3 separate regions of the Homo sapiens genome follow, and regions 1 and 3 are each linked to region 2. The links are chromatin loops, found by intact Hi-C in ENCODE. Cell type or tissue: CD4-positive, alpha-beta T cell. All regions are shown on one strand. Region 1 has its middle 35 kb from the start of SLC46A2. Region 2 overlaps LOC105376223 (a long non-coding RNA gene). Region 3 overlaps RGS3 (regulator of G protein signaling 3).

What was found. Hi-C counts contacts between places; a loop is a spot of excess contacts. Peaks named below come from ENCODE experiments on the same cell type or tissue, not always from the same donor. Only the 100,000 strongest peaks of a DNase experiment are listed, where the experiment ranks them.
Region 1: it touches region 2 in a loop (4-fold over the local background); 13 of 110 quality-filtered maps call a loop at or near these places.
Region 3: it touches region 2 in a loop (10-fold over the local background); 108 of 110 quality-filtered maps call a loop at or near these places.

The regions. Positions count from the first base shown.
Region 1 is chr9:112,924,170-112,926,669 of GRCh38, reverse strand. No RefSeq gene overlaps it. Among named protein-coding and RNA genes, the nearest start is that of SLC46A2, 35 kb to the right of the region's middle. In CD4-positive, alpha-beta T cell, no CTCF peak of the experiment used is centred here; a DNase peak (open chromatin) is centred at 1,409; H3K27me3 peaks cover 503 bases.
Region 2 is chr9:113,657,069-113,659,568 of GRCh38, reverse strand. All of the region lies in intron 2 of LOC105376223 (a long non-coding RNA gene), which reads right to left. Among named protein-coding and RNA genes, the nearest start is that of RGS3, 190 kb to the right of the region's middle. RefSeq lists a silencer at 1,350-1,429. In CD4-positive, alpha-beta T cell, CTCF peaks have their summits at 1,201 and 1,407 (motif pointing right); a DNase peak (open chromatin) is centred at 1,428.
Region 3 is chr9:113,588,803-113,591,302 of GRCh38, reverse strand. The region is part of intron 18 of RGS3 (regulator of G protein signaling 3); the gene reads right to left. Among named protein-coding and RNA genes, the nearest start is that of RGS3, 130 kb to the right of the region's middle. RefSeq lists enhancers at 1,335-1,834, 1,835-2,336. In CD4-positive, alpha-beta T cell, a CTCF peak has its summit at 1,178 (motif pointing right); a DNase peak (open chromatin) is centred at 1,192; H3K27ac peaks cover 784 bases.

The sequences.
Region 1 (2,500 bases), 730 kb after region 2:
TGAGCTGAGATCAGGCCACTGCACTCCAGCCTGGGCCACAGAGCGAGACTCCATCTCAAAAAAAAAAAAAAGAAAAAAAAGATTGTCAAATGTTAATTACTGAAGCTGGATGGTGTGCCCAGAGAGGGTTGGTGAATTATTCTTTATGCTTTTATTTGCAACTGGGCCGGAGGGTAGTGGGGTGGGGGACAAATCCGTCTTCAAATGTAGGCTAGCCATTTGCAGCTGAAATCCTTTTAGTGTTGCCTGGGCAACTCCAGATGACTCTTCCAACCATGTGTGGATGATCTGCTCATAAGAACTTCATTATTGCTTTGAAATACTGAATATAAAAAAGTTCCATTGGATTTGAAATGAATTTACCACAAAATTTCAACTTTACATTTGTCAATGAAAGAAAATAAGTGATGTTAACTGTAATTTTAACTTTTAGAAAATCTCAAAGGTTGTGAAGAAAAATGGTTAAACACTTGGTCACCTACTGATGCAGAGTTTCACTGATGAGCGCTATCAAGAATTTGAAGAGGTTTTTACTTAAAACTCTTAATCATAAATTTCACGGCAGTATTTCCAGCATAAAAACTGATAGTAGAAAGCTGAAGTTTTTTCATTTGAAAAAAAAAAAAAACTTAGAGTGTCTTTGGAAATTTCCTGTAAATCGAATCTTTAATATATTTTCTAATATGTGCATTTTATATTTATTATAATTATATAATGAAAAATAAGTCCCACATGATGCCCCTAAAGCTCCTCTAGCACACCACAGTGCATCATGTCAATATTATCACTTTCTATGTATGCTAATAATCTGAAAAATACTGGGAAGCTGGGAAGCACCGCTATAGATTCACTAAACAAATAATACAAAGCTTTGCATTCTTTAAAATTGAAGGTTATGTTCCAGGAAGATTAAACAGCAACTTTATAATGAACAGTCCAAGGAGAAATTTAGAAAGTGATTTACCTCCAAGAAGTAAAACCCGCTGACATGTAAATATCTTTAAAAAGAAGAAGAAAACACCGTTCCTCCTCAAAGCTGGTCTTATTTCTATGCTCCTCAGTTTACAATGGCAGCCATTTTCCCTCCCTTCCTGGGGAAAATAACAACCAGCCCATTATGGTGAATTCTCACAGTGACTAAGGTGGTCCTTCCCTGTGGTGTGAGCACTGTGAAGTTAGGTGTCTAGCATAATCCTGTGAGTTTTTATTTTGACATGTTTGAGCCACTTAAGGATAAATTACAGAGCACTGTGTATCAAGATGACAAAGACAGTCTCAAATTCATTAAAGTGTTGTGGAGGGCAGCGGGTACTTGAAAATTCTAAACAGGATTTGTCGACACGAATATTTTTCAAGAGATTACACAGGTCACTCGATATGGCAGAAGGGAAAACATGCTTTACAATGGTGACATCTGGCGGTCACCATCCAAATCAAATGATTAAGCATCATCAATAGTGGGGCAATCTGACATTGTGTCTCCTTATGTGATACAAAATGACTCCCACCGCATCGCCTACGACACATTCTTGCTAAAAATGTAAACTTGAACTTAAGCCTTTAGCCCTAGTCTCCAATTTAGAGGAAATTCAAGGGATACAGAAACAGGTTAAAAAACACTGTGAGAAAATTATCAAACAAATCCAGAAGGTGGGGTGTTTAAAAAGATAATTGTCTCTTTAAAAAGTCAGTATCATAGAAGCAAAAGTCAGGGGTGTAGAAAAACGTGGGAGCACTGTTCCCAGGGCACTGTTGATCACTGATCTATCACCTGAAGTTTCTATAAACGAAAATAGAACTGCATATTTTGGTAGATGAAGTGAAGAAGTGTAAGTTGTCTTTTCTTTCATTGCTTCTCCCAGTAACTTCAGCCAGAAGCAGCCTCTCCAAGGTTTAAAAATGGTCAACTTCTCTTTGATTTAATATCTCCATCTATAAGATTATTACAGTCGTCCCATAATTTGGAAAAGATTGAGAAGAGCTGATTGCAACAGTAACACAGTGCTCCTAAGGGTATAGTTCTGAATGGTCACCCTCCCTTCCTTCCCCTGATCGCAGGCAATCTCCAGGTTTCCATGGGCCCCAGAAGAGCAGGGAATCAGATCTGGTTCCAGTGGCCATCACCTCACAAACAAAACAATTGTCTCCATTCCTTCCCGGAAACCCACTCCACTTTTTCCTTTAAGCCCTCAAAACAGAGCCAGACTGTTTTCCCTTTCCCCAGACAATGGGGCTACTCACTTGTCCCCCTCCCCAAAAGGAGGCTACACTCAGGGACTCCAGGGGAACCCCTGTCTTACCTTCTAAGGAAGGATACCCTAAGTAATTTTTCTAAGGGACCTACTCTTTCTTAGGGAGCTTCTTCAGAAGCTACCTCTAATAAATACAAGGAGTGGAATGATTGGTTCATTGTAACAGAAGATTGGTGGGGGAAGAGGACCTACAAACTTAATCTCTAGTAATACATCATCTCTGGTAGGATACACCACTATATCTTATT
Region 2 (2,500 bases):
CCCCCAGCAGATGTCTGATCTCCCTGGCCTGCCTTCAATGACAATCCCCAGAATCCTGTTAAATAGGTTTAGCCAGAATCCCCCTCACCCTGAAGGTTTCCTCTTGGTAATTTTCCATCCACTGACCCCACCCTGCCCCTCAGCTGTAAGTCCCACCTGCCCATGCTGTCTTAGAGTTGAGTCCAATCTGTCTCCCTGTTGCAATGGTCCCTATACCTACATCAAGAGTCCTAACTAAAGTCTTTGTTACCATGCTTTTAACAAGTATCATTGAAGAGTTTCTCCTTTAACCCCTGCATGAGAACCACCTGAATCCTGAAGCCCATCCTGAAATGTGCTGAGTCACAACCTCTGGTGGGTCTGCCCAGAAGCCCTCTCTTATTTTAATGCCATATCAAGTTTGAGAACTACCCCCTAATAGGGTCTTGAAGCTCTATTTTTGGCACAGCCCACGTCTCTTGATGGAAAAAGATTTTGCTCCTAGTCTGAAGCATAGTTCTCACATTGGTCCGTTCTCCAGGCACGTAGAGGGCTGGCATTAGACTCTCCGTGTTTATTTAAGGGGGATGATTTGGGGGGAGCAGAGAGGGAAGCAGTAACCTTGGGAGCAAAGCATGGGTCATGGCCCAGGCTTTTTTTCTGCCTCTACATCCTCAGGAGACTTTTCCCTGGTAAGATTGTGCAGATACTGTGGCTTGTGTACGGCTCACAGCTTAGGCACAAACAATGGAGTTCATTAATTCTCATTTCCAGGCGCACCTTCACCACCAATCCAGGCAGGCCCCCTCCACACTTTGTTTTATTGAATTCTCTCAGTGCCCCACCCTGCCCCCACCACTTCCTACCAGCATTAGCTGTAGGAGGATGACCAACGGGAGAGATTGCTCAGGCCTGAGGGGTTTCCTGGGACATGGGACTTTCAGAGCTCAAACTGAGGAAGTCCAGTGAGGAAATCCTCTCTCACTCTCTCACCCCCTCCTTCTTTCCCTTCCTCTCTCCTTTCCTCCCTCCCTTCCTCCCTCCCACATTCATGGAGCATCCGTCTGTACTGGAGATGAGCACAGTCAGGGCTCTGCCCTCAAGGAGCTCGCTGGGCAGTGGGGCACTGGGGAGTGGGGCGCTCCAGGCACAGGAGTCAGCCCTGAGAAGTCCTGGAGGTATTGGGTGCAGCAGAGTGGGACAGAGAGGATTAACGGAGCAGTGGAGAGGTCAGGCCTGCATCCTACTCCAGGCCCCACTCATTACCCACAGCACCTAGCAAAGCCATCCACTTGTCCTAGGGTGGGGCACAAGGCTCAGGGATGACTACACGTTTCCCAGGAGCCCTGTGGATTGGGCCCGGTAGCTTAGCTGGGACAAGAACCAGGGAAAGGCTTCAGCCACTGACTGGTGCCATTTGGGAAGTGGCCACAAGGTGGTAGCAGAGGATCGGTGGCGTCACCTAGCTACAACCCCAGAGCTCTGGTGATCTGGCTGTGGCCGTAGATAGCTGAGCCAGTCTCTGTGCCAGATCCTGGGACAACGTGGTCACCACTCTGATGAATGGAGAAGGTGAGAGTCAAGGTGTCAGAAATGCATGTACGTGCATGTATGTGGGCACATGTGTAAGTATACGTATGTCCATGCATGTCGTGGTGTACGCATATGATGCCTATATATGTATTGTGTGTGTGTGTGTGTGTGTGTGTGCAATGTGTACATGTGCATGTATACATATGTGGGCATGGTATACACATGTATATTTGCTCACATGGGTGTGCTCACATGTGCACACCTATATACAGATATGCATGCCTTGTGTGCACACGTGTGTTGTGCTCATGCGTGTGAGCATTTGTGTATGTGTTGTGCATATGTATGTGTGCATGGCTTTGTATGTGTATGGGCATATGTGTGTGCATATGATTCATGCCCATGTGTAGATATGTGTGTGTGTGTCTGTGTGCACAACATGTGCATGCGTATGTGTCTGCATTGTTGGCTCCCCCATCCCGAGCCTTCCAACGGTCTGTCTCAGGGATGACAGATGACTGAGCTTCCGAGGAAGCCAAGATGACGGACATAAAGCTGCAGCTGAAGATTGTTCAGGACTCGGCCAAGCAGCTGCCCACAGCCAAAAACTATGCGTGGAAGGCCTGCCAAGCGCTAAGCCACCTGTGCGCTAAGCCAAGCACAGGGAAATGTACAGCGTGTGGAAGGTGTTGTAACCACCAGCAATACAGTATTGCTGGTGGTCAGGGAAGACCTCTGTATGAAGTGACCTTTCAGCAGAGACAGGAAGGAAGTGAGGGCTCAAGGCAGGCGGATGTGGACGGGGAGGGTCTAGGCACTCCTGGGGCAGTGCTGTGTTTGGGGCAATCAAGCAGCAGCAAGGGGTGGGTGAATGAGGGGGGAGCTGGAGAAATTAAAGTTGGGGGTGGGGGCACGTGATTCTGAAGCCCACCTGGGTCCTGGCCACCTTTGGTTTCATCTCCGCCCCCTGGCTGCCCCTCCCCTCTCA
Region 3 (2,500 bases), 68 kb after region 2:
TGGGCACCCAGGAACTCCTGCCTAAGTAAACAGAGGCTCAGAGACCCAACATTCCCTGCCACCAGCCCCTTCCATCCCCAAAGCCCCCACCCGCGGCACACAGGTGAGGGAGGGAAACCCCACTGCTGGGAACAGCCTGGCCATGAAGTGGAATCGGCCTGGCAGACTCTCCGGCCACAGGGATCTCCTCCTGGGACAGTCAGGTCCCCAGCTCACTGGGGAGAAGCCAGACGGCTGGCACTCAGGACAGAGGCTTCATTGCAGGCAGTGAGCAGGTGAGAGGGCAGGGCTTCTGCTGTGTCACTAGGCCAATCCCTGCCCCTCTCTAAGCCTCTATTCCTTAATTTCTAAAATCAGGATCATAATGATTAAGTCAGGATTCTGAAGTTCAAAGGAGACCTGAGATGGTCAGCAGTGTATAAAATAAATCATTACACAGGCCTGAGTGCACCTCTCTTGCCTTATAGCTTTCCATGGCTCCCTAGTGCCCTCGGGATAACATTCAAACTCCGTAACACGACTGGATCTACCATCTTAGGATCAGGGCAGAAAGTTCCATTCAGTTATTCCTTCAGTTATCTCTCCAGCCTGGCCCCTACTTCAGCAACCTCCTCAACTCTGCCTTCCAACCAACAGAAGGTCTTCATCTCCATGTGCAATTCCTTCCTCGGGGGATGCTTTTGTGAGTCTCCCACCTGCATGGATGGATGGATGGATGGATGGATGGATGGATGGATGGATGGATATGTGGATAGGTGGATGGATAGATGAGTGGATGGATGGATGGATGGATGAATATATGGGTGGGTGGGTGGATAGATGGATGGATGGGTGGATGGATGGATGAGTGGATGGATATATGAATGCATGGGTGAATAGATGGATGGGTGGGTGGGTGGGTGGATGGTAGATGAATGCATGGGTGAATAGATGGATGGGTGGGTGGGTGGGTGGATGGATGAAGGAGTGGATGAGTGGATGGATGGATGAATTACACCTTCATTTAGCTCATACTATAGGCCAGACCCTGGATGGGGCATAATTCAGATACTATCTCATTAAACCTCACAATAAACCTATAAAGTAAATAGAGGCTCAGAGAATTTAAGTCACTTCCCCAAGGAGACCCAGCATGTAAGTGACAGAGCTGGAATCTGCCTCAATTCAAGGCCTGTGTTTCTCCACCAGAGGATGCTGCTACTCAAAAATGCAAGGTCAGAACACATTTTAATGTTTCCTGTGAAAGACTCGGGAAGTGCTGCCTCCTTCCTGAGAATGCTGCCCCACCAGAGTTGTAAACATACATGTGTGTACGTGCACACAGAGGCACACACCGTATGGTGTGTGATTTCAGAGCAAGTGTTTGGAACCAGACCTGGATATAAATCCTGCTTTCACCAACTTTGGGTAAGTTTCCTAGCCTCTCGGCTTCCATTTTTTTAGCTATGGCTTAGGCATAGTGACAGCCACTTCACAGGGCTGATGGAAGGTTCACCAGGATAAACTCTGGACCCCAAGGCCCAGTCCTGGCACCCACGCTAACCTCAGTAACCAGTGGTCATTGCCCAGTGAGTGTTACCACTGTCACCATTCAGGGCACCCTTCAGTGCACATACAGGCTGCACTCATGCTGGCCTGGCAAGGCCATGCCCAAGGCCCCCACCCGTGGGAAAGAGCCCTCGGGCCCTGGGCTTCCTCCCATTCTAACCTCAGCTTCCGTACTTTATCGGCTCCACACAATGGGCCTGGGGACCACTCCCACCCAGCCGCCATCCTCAGCCTCTGCGCTGCTGGGAAATGGGCTCTTCCTTCCACTGTGGGGAGGAGAGTGTCTTCAGCAGGGACTGACCCAAGCCTAGCAGCCTGACAGAGGGGCTGGGCAGCTCTGGCCCTAGGAGTCAGCCCCCTGGGCTGCTGGGGAAACCCCAGCACCAAAAAGAGCCTGTGAGCCAAGGAGAAATTGAGGTGAAAAAATCGGGTTCTGATTCCCAGCCCTAGGGACTCACCATAGCTGCAGGGAGGCTTTGGCCTCTGACCTTGGAGGGGGCCAGAGTGGCTCCTCAGACTCTTCCCTCCCCTCCCACAGCTGCATCAATGCCTGCCCAGGGCCTAGTCTGCAAAGGCCCTCCAAAGGGATTCTCCTTTCCATCTTCTCCCCACTGTCTCACTATGTGACCTTGTCCAGCTGAAAAGCAGATGGAGGTGAGTCCAGGACCATACAGCCCTTCCTTCACTCCAGGCAGAATCCCTGGGCCCTGCCCAGCCTCATCCAGCCACCTCCAGGGACTAGGAGCTCACCACCTCTTGGAACAATAATTATAATTCTTACTGTAATTATAACTGTAATTATAGTAATGATTAAGAGTGTAGATTTTTAATTGCCTGGATTTGAAGCTTAGCTCAATCATTTATTAGCTCATTGACCTTAGCTCAGTTACATCCCTCTCTGTGCCTCAGTTTCCTTATTTGTAAAATGCGGGTAATAACCGGACTTCCCTCA